2 separate regions of the Mus musculus genome follow, and region 2 is linked to region 1. A link is a loop called in an ENCODE intact Hi-C map of the cell type or tissue named here. Cell type or tissue: gastrocnemius. All regions are shown on one strand. Links, peaks and the distances in the headings refer to the core of each region. The heading gives the core; the rest is flanking DNA.

The links. Hi-C counts contacts between places; a loop is a spot of excess contacts. Peaks named below come from ENCODE experiments on the same cell type or tissue, not always from the same donor. Only the 100,000 strongest peaks of a DNase experiment are listed, where the experiment ranks them.
Region 2: it touches region 1 in a loop (3-fold over the local background); 22 of 42 quality-filtered maps call a loop at or near these places.

Annotation. Positions count from the first base shown.
Region 1 is chr8:123,098,999-123,104,368 of GRCm38, reverse strand. It overlaps Rpl13 (ribosomal protein L13), which reads right to left and starts at 2,019. Exons shown (of 6, transcript NM_016738.5): 1 at 1,924-2,019; 2 at 1,607-1,716; 3 at 1,383-1,524; 4 at 1,013-1,186; 5 at 415-471. The coding sequence starts at 1,710. It overlaps Snord68 (small nucleolar RNA, C/D box 68), which reads right to left and starts at 1,311; the gene lies at 1,264-1,311. In gastrocnemius, for the core only: a CTCF peak has its summit at 2,912 (motif pointing right); a DNase peak (open chromatin) is centred at 2,012; H3K4me3 peaks cover 2,469 bases; H3K27ac peaks cover 2,480 bases.
Region 2 is chr8:123,210,121-123,215,490 of GRCm38, reverse strand. Chmp1a (charged multivesicular body protein 1A) reads left to right here and starts at 2,703. Exons shown (of 7, transcript NM_145606.3): 1 at 2,703-2,825; 2 at 5,256-5,275. The coding sequence starts at 2,819. Spata33 (spermatogenesis associated 33) reads right to left here and starts at 2,633. Exons shown (of 3, transcript NM_177279.4): 1 at 2,494-2,633; 2 at 2,254-2,403. The coding sequence starts at 2,530. In gastrocnemius, for the core only: a CTCF peak has its summit at 2,488 (motif pointing right); a DNase peak (open chromatin) is centred at 2,640; H3K4me3 peaks cover 2,191 bases; H3K27ac peaks cover 1,990 bases.

The sequences.
Region 1 (5,370 bases), core at 232-5,231:
GCCTGATCCCTTCAGAGAAGAACAAAATTACACTCCCAAGCACTCCAAACAAGTAGGGAATGCTAAGTTAGGGACCTGCGCATTTCTAAAAGGAACACAAGCCAGTCCTTTAAAATCTTGGCAGTTAGCCCATGGTGGTAATGAATGAATGCCTGTAAACCCAGCACTTGGGAGGCAGAGGCAGTCAATCTCTGAGTTCAAGGCCAGCCCAAAGCTACAGAGAATCTCTTTCTCTCAAAACAACAAAAAGTGCCCCCCCACCCCAAAGATTGGGAGGTTGTCCCCAAGGTAAGAGAACTTTCTTTCACCAGCCTGAAACCTTCACCAGTCTCTAATTAGTCTGTCACAACACACTTTTTTATCCCTGCCAATCTTGTCTATTACGGAGCTGAGCCTACAGCAGTGTCCACTTACATTCCGGATGGGCATCACAGGTCCTGTCAGCTGGGTGGCCAGCTTAAGTTCTTCAGCCTGTTTTAAGAGTAAGAAAAAGTTGAGTCCAGCTTCCATCTCATGCCTGTTACTTATAGACCCCATTATCACGGGGTCTGCTTTAGTTCCCAAGGATCAGGCTGCCTGGGCCTGCAGCACCTAGCATTTTCCGTCCCGGTGCGCTGGCTGACTACAGCTCCACTGAAGGAACAGAAGAAAGCCATCCTTACCCCACCCTCAGGAAGCCCACACTGACAAGAAACCCACCGATCCTTGTTACAAAACTCTTTACACTTCTGAATACCGAGATACTTTCTGTACCGAGATGCCCCTGAACGTCCTGGTAGGGTGAACGCTCTAGAACAGCATACCAGGCTCCAAGTCAATAGCTCCCAACACTAACAGACACTGGAAAGCCCAGGGACACCATAGTGGCTCCCACTGATCTGCACGCGTCACCGCCGCCCCCAGTACGCTCTAACCTCCCACTGCTGCACTCATGTCAACTCTGCAGAGCTGGATCCAAGAACACAGACTCTATCTACACTGAGCCGGACCTCTGCCGCCCCGCAGGACTTACAGAACTGTCTCCCTTCTTCGGAGCAGAAGGCTTCCTGGGGAACAGGATGAGCTTGGAGCGGTACTCCTTCAGGCGCTGCACGTTGGCCTGCAGTGACTCCGTGGACTTGTTTCGCCTCCTCGGGTCCACAGAGATGCCGATGGTGCGAGCCACTTTCTTGTGGATGCCAGCCACCTGTTCAGAAACAGAAACTGGTCACCCACCTCGCAGTCACCCCACCCCAAGCCGGCCCTGCCGAGAAAACTCGGTGTCATCAGATGGAAAAGGGTTCAAAAGTACTTTCATCAAGTCAGTACAGCGATTCCGGAGAATGTCATCATTCCACCGAGCCCGAGGGACCTGCCAAGGGACCTCGCCCTGCCGCACTCACCCTGAGCTCCTCCAGGCTGAAGCCCCTGCCAGCCCGGACCTTGGTGTGGTATCTCACTGTAGGGCACCTCACGATGGGCCTGATGGGGCCGGACGCGGGGCGAGGGGCGATGCGACGCGCTTTCGCCTGCCGGGCCTTGCGCCTGCAGGAAAAGCACAGCCGTCACCTCCTGCCCCACGCGCGTCCCCGCCCTGGAGCCCACGCGAGCCACGCGCGATCTATACCTGCGGATCTTGCGCGCCGGCTGGTTGAACCAAGTGTCCACTCGCTGCTGCCAATCCTTGTGGAAGTGGGGCTTCAGTATCATGCCATTCCGGCTGGGCGCCATGGCTGCCTAAGGCCGCGAGGGAGAGGAGGGCGGCGAGTCAAGGCCAGGGTCCCCAACCCCGTCCCGGGTCCTCCCGCCCCTGCCCTGGCTCCGTGCTGTCGGCGCCCGGGCTCCTCCATGGCTGTCCGTGCGGCCTCTCTTCGCCGATGACAGCGGATGGAGGGCGATGGAGCCCGATGGACCACGATGGGACCGGCGGCGGCAGAGACTCACCTCCTATACAGGAGAACGGCCGAGCGGAAAGGACCGGGCACCGCAAAGCACCCTGGGCTTGTAGGGAGTCCGGCCAATCTCAAACGCCAATCAAAATCAGGCGAAAGGGAAGTGACGTCACGCGAACCCGCCCGCCGGCGGACCATCGCCTTTCTAGCCGTCGGGTTGGTTATTCTCGCTGGTTCCTAACTTCGCAGTGTGGGTATCTCCGGCGTGCTCAGGGGCGCACCTATGAATTAAACCCCTAAAACTCTTTCTCCCTCCTAGATCCAGTGTTTTTTCCCCGTCCACCCAGGAAAATTTATTATAGATTTGCCTGGAATTTATGTTTCCCCAGAACTGAAGCACGCACCCCCATTCCAGACTTCCCCCCCCACTTTAAGATTTTTATTTATTTTTACTTTATTTGTATGAGTGTCTCCCTGGTTTCATGGCTGTGCGTCGGATCCCCTACTACCGGAGTTCCTGGGTGCTGAGAATTGAACTTCTGAAACAGCAAGCAGCCAGTGATCGTAACTACTGAGTCATTTCTCCAGCCCCAAACTCCCCCATTTACTTAGATAACTCCTTTAGCCCTGACTTAACTCCTCGGGGGGAAATCAGGTGTGACGAAATACAATACTGAATTCCTACCCACAGTAGCAGCGACAACAAAACAGCCAAGGCATACACTGGTCCTACACCTGTATGCCTATAACCTTTTTTCACTCCTCATTCCCAATTACCAGGTTTCTTCCTGATCAAAATTCCACTACAGAAGCTGTAGAAATGGCTCAGTAATTAAGAGGGCTATAAATTTAAAAATCCACATTATACCCGGGCCAGATATCACAGGACCATAATCATAATTCATCTAGAAAATGAGACAGGACAATAGCAATTTCAATGCTTTTTGAGCAACTTAAACCCTCTTTTCTTTTTTTTCTTCTCCTTTTTTTTTAAGATTTATTTTATTTATGTAAGTACACTGTAGCTGTCTTCAGACACACCAGAAGAGGGCATCAGACTCCATTACCGATGGTTGTGAGCCACCATGTAGTTGCTGGGAGTTGAACTCAGGACCTTTGGAAGAGCAGTCCGTGCTCTTAACCGCTGAACCATCTCTCCAGCCCAACCCTCTTTTCAAAATTAAAAAGGAAGGGCTGGCAAGACAGCTTAGAGGGTTGAAGGTACTTGCTGCCATTTTATTCCTGGGACCCACATGGTAGAAGAGAACCAAGCTCTACATGCTGAGCTCATCCATGATATATATATATTTTCTCTGTCTCTCTCTCACACACACACACACAAACACACACACACACATACCACACACGCGTGCGCGCGCGAAAATAATGTCATAATGAAGCAGGCTGAGGATGTAATTCTTGCCTATTGGATGAGAGGCTAAATTCAATCCTCAGTAGGGGGGAGCCATTTTTTTTGAGTGTGGGTGAAAAGGCCAGAAATTGATGTTGAACCATCTTCCCAGCCCAGAGAAAATGTCTGTGGAAGGAATGCCCAGATTCAAGGTGCACTTCTTTGAAACAGTGTTTTCTCAGACCTCTTTTGACATTCCCAAGTATCTGTCTCTTTCTACTCTCAAAGATGACATCCATGTCCACCACCAGCTTTTCGTTCAGGATGGACACGCTGCACCGGCACCTGAGTTCCAGCTCAAGCTGCAGTGCTGCGTGACATTGGTGGGCGTTAGAGCTCTGAAACTGCAACACTGCTTAGAATCAAATTAGGGGAGGGAAGGGAGGTTGTGATCTGAATTGTTCTCTGTTGCACAGGGTGGACACAGAAGGGAACAGTTATGCAAAGATGAGGCTAAGGCGGTTGTTCCTGCTCTAGCTTGAGCGCCAGTTCCTGGTCTCCTGGGCAGAGAACTCTGCAAACACCATTCCACCGGAAAGCTTCCTGGTGCCTGAGGCCGTGCTGTGCACGGGCTTGCATTCCTTTGCATGACTAGACTTAGCAGCTTATGGCTGTGGCCTGCTCTTCATTTTCCGGCAAGCTGCTCCAGGAACCCCTCCCTTCCCTGTGGGTACTTACTGAATTCTGGGTGTTTGGGAGTGTCAGAAAACTCTTGCCTAATCCCTCACCACATCTTTTCTTTTTTTTTTTTTTTTTTTTTTGGTTTTTCGAGACAAGGTTTCTCTGTGTAGCCCTGGCGGTCCTGGCTCACTCTGTAGACCAGACTGGCCTGGAACTCAGAGATCCACCTGCCTCTGCCAGTAATAAACTTTCTTCCATTCATAATCTGGAACTCTTTTAGTCACATAACCTTGATTTTTTGATTTTTAAAGATTATTAACTTAGGGCTGGAGAAATGGCTCAGTGGTTAAAAGCACTGACTGCTCTTCCAGAGGTCTCGGGTTCAATTCCCAGCAACCACATGGTGGCTCACAACCATTTGTAATGGGATCTGATGCCTTTTTCTGGTGTGTCTGAAGACAGCGACAGTGTATGCACACACATTAAAGAAATCTTTTTTGTTTTTTAAAAAAGGATTACTAACTTACTATTTATGTGTGTGAGCCTGCAGGAGTTGTGTGTGCCGAGCTCAGAGGCCAGAAGAGCACTGGATCCCTCACTAAGTGCTCCTTTTTTTTTTTCTTTTTTGTTTTTTCGAGACAGGGTTTCTCTGTGTAGCCCTGGCTGTCCTGGAACCCACTCTGTAGACCAGGCTGGCTTTGAACTCAGAAATCTGCCTGCCTCTGCCTCCAGAGTGCTGGGATTAAAGGTGTGTGCCACCACTGCCTGGCTCTTCACCACTAAGCCACACCTTTTATCAAGTGGCACAGTGTTTCTGGATTTGGTGGTACACACAGCCCAGCACCCAGAAGAGAGAAAGAAGAGGATCACTGCAAGCTTCATGACAGCCAGAGCTCCATAACCAGGACCTGACCATCAAAAAAAAACAAAACAAAAACAAAAAGTAGGGCTAAGAAGACAGTTCAGTGTTTAAGAGCATTTACTTGTTCTTGCAAAGGGCCTGCGTTTGATGACCAACACCAACAAGGTGGTCACAGCCATAGCTGAAGTTCTAGGGGATCCAGTGTTCTCGTCTGACCTCTAAGCATTTGCATAGTCTACCAAGCATATACATGTGATATATATACATACCAAGCATATACGTGTGGTATATATATATACACGCATGAAGGCCAAACATTTATACACAATACTAAAAAAAAAAAATCTGTCAAGCGGTGGTGGCGCACACCTTTAATCCCAGCACTTGGGAGGCAGAGGCAGGCAGATTTTTGAGTTGAGGCCAGCCTGGTCTACAAAGTGAGTTCCAGGACAGCCAGGGCTATACAGAGAAACCCTGTCTTGAAAAACCAAAAAAAAAAAAAAAAAAAAAGAGTTCTTGAAACATTAAATAGTGCTCACAAACATTAAAATTAAACCTAATACTGCTGCTTGACATCTTTTGTTTACTAAGGCTTTGAAATTAAA
Region 2 (5,370 bases), core at 371-5,370, 110 kb before region 1:
CCCAAGGTTCCCAACTATGGTGCAACCCAGAGCCTCAGAGGTGGACAACCATGGGTTAGTTTGTGGGGGATGTATGTATGTATGTATATCACGTATGTATGTATGTATGTATGTATATCATGTGCATATCTGGTGCCCACAGAGGTCAGAAGATGGCACTGATTCCCCTGGAACTGGAATTACAAATGCCTGTGAGCCACCAAATAGATCCTGAGAACGTTAGCCAGGTTCTCTGTAAGAGTAGCAAGTGTTCTTAACTGCTGAGTCAACTCTCCAGGGCATCACATAGCCCGGGCTGGACTTGAACATGCCATGTAATGACAGCTTCCTCTGAACTCACGCTCCTCCTGCCTCAGGTGTTAAGATTCCAGGCATGTGCTACCATGTCTGCTTTATGGGGCGCTGGTGAAGGAACCCACACCTTTGTGCTTCTTGTATGGTAGACACTCTCCCTAGGGCTTTGAAAACACAGGGTCTCACAATGTTGCCCAAGTTGGGCTCACATGATCCTCCTGCCTCAGTCTCCTGAGTAGCTGGCACTATAACTCCATGCCTAGCCTGTGCGGTTTTAGAATCCTTTCCAAATGAACGTGGGCCCAGCACCTGGGGAGTTGCAGTAAAGGGACTGTGAGTTCAAGGCCTTCCTAGAAAGGAGGTCATAACATACACGGACATTTACACCTGGCTTCCTCAGACCTCATGCTCTGAGGCTCCCTCCAGGGTCGCATGTGTCAGTGGCTTTGTTCCTGTGACTGCTGAGCCTGCTCCATCATCTTTTCTTGACACCAGACTCACTTGGTTTTCTCTTCATGTCCACCTGCATTTCCTCCAGATGTTGACGCTGTATGACAGGTGTCACCGGTGGCCTTCAAATGGGGAGTTCCTCGCTGGCAAAGGCCTTGTCTACCCTGATGCCTTACAAACTTGTAGAGCTGGAGCCATCTTAGAGAGGCTGGGCAGATGAAGCCTATCTCAGAAAGGCTTCCTTGCCAATAGCAAGCAAGGCCCCACATCTCTTAAGGGTCAGCATGGTCTGTGTGCCTGTGAGGCTGCAGCCTTCCAGATCCCTTGGCACTGTGAAGGAAGACATTCCTGAGGTTGAAAGCGACACAATGGAGCACAGAGTCCTCGATGCCGATGCCAGGCATGGTGGTGGTGGTCGCCATCTCTGACCCATCTTTGGTGAGACATCAAACCACAGGGTGACAAAATCTTGTTTAGTTGGCTTTTCTGTCATCAGCTAAAAGCGCCCTGATCGACAGATATCACATCACAAGCCTCCCTAGGTCTGCAGCCTCTGTGTAGCCTTCTAGCCTCAGATGAGGGGCCCCTAAGCTTCAAGGTCAGACCTCAGAAATCCAGTCCCAGCACCTGGATTTCAAACTGCCTCCCCAAGACCCATGGGTGCCTCAACCTCTTTCTCAAATGAGAGGAGGGTCTGTGCTTTCTACCTCCAATCCTTCTCAACTGTCCTCGGCTACTGCGCCTCTGGCTTCCACCAGATTCCGGCAGTGAGCCTGGGGTAGGTCCTCCTAGGGCTCTGTTTTTCATACAGGCCTCCATTCTGGAACCAGAAAGACAAAGCATCCAATTCCTAATGCCTTCCTTGTTTTAAACCTGCAACAGTTCTATTTCTGACAATGGGGGGGGGGGGGGTGTCACAGTGTCGGAAGGCTCTGTACGTTTCCTTCTGTGTGGCCATACCAAGCTACTATAAAAGGTAGAAACAGGCCAAACGTCTGCCTCGGGGAAAAGTGGAATTCGCAGCAGTTTCTGGTGTCTGCCAAATGCTGGGTGTGAAAAGAAACACTTTTGTCCCACTCACGGTCCTTTCTACCTTGAGACGCCCTCCCATCTTTGTGGCCAGGCTGAGGGACACCAAGCCCTCTCCGCTCAGGAGTCAGTCACACAGCAGCCTGGCCAATCACCCGAGGAGAATTCTGCTCCAAGCTGTAACATGTTGAAGGGATCACTGTGGGACCAGAGAGCACCCTACTAACCCTCTTTGGGGAACACTTTATGGATCGCTCAAGTTTCGTCTCAATTTCTTTTTTCCTTCTGAAACAGGGTCTCCAGATATACAAGATGCCCTTGAAATCCCTGTTATAGCCTAGCCTAGAGCCAAGGGCAGTGCTCTCGCTCACCTTCCCTGCACCGAGAACCCTGTAATATTTACCTCCCGGGTCATCATCCTTAGAAAGAGGTCCCATCCCTGCTGCCTTGCCGCGGCCGGTCTCCTCTGGATCTCCCTACCTTCAGACGAAGACGACGGCCTTGAGTGCTTGGATGTCGCGAACAACAGGCTTTCGGCAGGCTGCGACTCCTTGTCAGACTGCTTGGCCTCCTTCTCCATTACTTTCTCCTTAGACTTTGTAACTAAAGTGGTAGTGCTCTTCTCCTCCTCTGAAACACACGGACGGACAAGCCGTTAGACCTACAGCCCGCGGACGCCCGCACGGAGGGCGGGCCTCGCCGCCAGGCGGCGCCCTTTACCTTTCTTCTCTCTGGGTTTGCTTTTCGACTGGCCCATAGGTGACCCCGCCGCTCCAGCCGGGCGGCCTCGGGGCCGGTTAACCCGACCGACTCACAAAACCCACACTAGGCTCCGGGAGCTCATTACCATGGCAACCGCGTGCCGCGCGAGCCGTGCCTGAGCCCCGCCCAGGCCCCGCCCAAGCCCCGCCCCGGAGCTATCTTCTCGCGACAGCCGGCCGCGCGACCGGAAGCGGTGGCGACCCCGGAAGCCCTCGCGGAGACAGCGGGTCCGTAACATCGCGTCCCCTGCGCCGCCCCGAGGGCTGTGCTAGCCCGACCGGCCATGGACGGTAAGGGGCTGTCATCCACTTCGGGGTCGGAGCGGGAGTCTGCGGACGTCTCGCCTCAGCCCCATAACCCAGCCGGACCCGCCCCGGGCTTCAGCCCCAGACTCTATCCCCCCGGGCCTGGGACCCATAGTCTATACCCTGTATTCGGACCGGGACCCGCCCCCAGCTCACTGGGCTCGAGACCTCCGACTAGGACCTGCCCTGGGGCCTGCAGCCCGTGTAGCCACCAGGACCCGACCCGGTGCCTGAACCCTGACATCCTAGCTGAAACCCTCTCCTGGGCCTCGATCGCACAACCCAGCAGAAGCCAGCTCCCGATTCTTGATTCCAGACCCCCAGCCAGCTCTTACCCCTGGGTCTTGTTTCTTTACCAGATCTCCCCAGGCCTGCACCCCACGCCCGGGATCCAAACCCTGAATCTTGTCCAAATGATCCTACACCCGACCCCCGATCCAGGCCACTTCCACTAGCCACTCTCCCTGTTTGTTTTGTTTCTGTTTGGGGACAACGGAGTGTGGTCAGAAGGCACCAGAAAAGTACCCAGAGAAATAGTAATTAAGATACAAAGGAGTTCAAGTGCCAAACAGTAGGATTTTGGGTTCCCTCCTAGTAGGAGGGCCCGGTTAACCTTAGGTTAACAGGTTGGAAGGGAACCACCCGTAGCAGTATGAGTCACGAGTCACTTCGACCTGCCGTGGCTCCAACCTCTAGACTCCCAAGGAACTCATAATAGGTTTTATGGGCTAGTATCATAGAGTTTTTGTTTGTATGAGACTGCTTCTCTATGTAGCCTTGGCTGGCCTAGAACTTACTGTATACACCAAGCTGCCCTTGAACTCAGAGATCTGCCTACTTCTGCCTCCCCACTGCTGGGATTAAAGGTCTGTGCCACCGCCTAGGGCTGTAATGGAGGTTTTGTTTTGTTTTTAAACTGCTTTCTGAAATGTAGAAAGCTAAAGTACTGTGTCATTGTTGTAGAAGACGTAAGAATCCTAGACTGAGCCAGGCGTGGTAGCGTACGCCTTTAATCCAGCCTGGTCTACAAAGTGAGTTCCAGGATAGCCAGGGCTATACAGAGAAACCCTGTCTCGAAAAACAAAACAAAAACAAACAAGCAAAAAAGAATCCTAGACTGTCCCTTGGGAAGAAGATGGACCCTTGTCTGACATTACAGTTCACTCTGCAGCTCACAACAGGGTTCTCCCGATTTTCAGAGTCCAGTCCCTCTAGAGTCTACATGAAAGTACGGGCTAAAATGGGGGCGATTTGGCCAGTGTCCTAAAACTAGTGAAATGGCTGGACCATACCTAGGTGACACTGTTCCTCCAGTCACTGTGTCATGGTCAGCCTACCCTGAGTGGTGAGAGATGCACAGAGGTGATTGCAGCCCGGCAGGTCTCTGCCAGGCCCTGTCTGCATCCACAGACCCTCAGTGCCCTGAGTCTGGACTGCTAGGGTAAGGCTTTAGAAATTAAGTATGACAGCACTCTGCAGATTCAGGAACGGAGCCAGTTACCGATGCGGTGTGCGGTGGTTCCAACTGTAATGCCAGCCCTCAGGAGGTAGGCAGAAGGGTCAAGAGGTCAAAGTGTCCCCAGCCTCGGCTACTTAGTGAGTCTGAGTGGGAATCCTGTCTCAAAACAGCAAACATAAGAAATTGAATTTGCCTGTCCCAAGTTTTTGTTTCTTTTTTGTTTTTGTTTTTGTTTTTCAAGACAGGGTTTCTCTGTGTAGCCCTGGCTGTCCTGGAACTCACTCTGTAGACCAGGCTGGCCTGAAACGCAGAAATCTGCCTGCCTCTGCCTCCCTAGTGCTGGGATTTAAGGCGTGTGCCATCACCGCCTGTCCCGTTCCAAGTTTTTGAATGAGTAGCTAGTTTGGTTGTTCCTATTTTGGCTTAGTACAGGTGGGAATAGTGTGTGCTGGAGCCTGGTGCTGTGGCTTAGAAATGCCAGCTGTCATGGAGTAGCCTCTTCGGTGACCTCAGGCTTACCCCCACACTAATTCCATCTATTTGCCTTTGGGAAGATAAAGGAAAGGCTATGCAAAACCAACCATGAAGTATTAAGGGTTAAGTTTGGTACTGAAGATAAAGAACGCCACGTGTTTTGTAAAGTTGAATAAATTGTAAGCCACCATCTCCACTCTGACCATGGCCAAAAGCTGCATACGTCACACTGTCTGTCCTTAAAGTAGCCCTTTGAGATTGTCCTATGTTCCTGACAAAGTTAGTGAGGATCCCTGTTGGTTTGGAGGCCTGTGTCTAACATGGCTCTATCTTCCGACTGCACTGTAGGACAGACAGACTTCCAGTCTGGTGTGAGCCAGCCCCTGGCATCTGCAAGGATCCCACTGAGTCCGCTACCTTGTCAGATGCGTTGCTTGTTACGTCTCTTTAAGTTCTCTAAACTGTGTCCTCTGTCTTTGCAGATACCCTGTTCCAGTTGAAGGTTTGTACAAAATCACCCTTCCCCAGTCCTGTCCTGGGACCCAGCAAATGACGATGAGAGTCACAGCGGCAACCAGTGATGCTTGGAACTCAGAC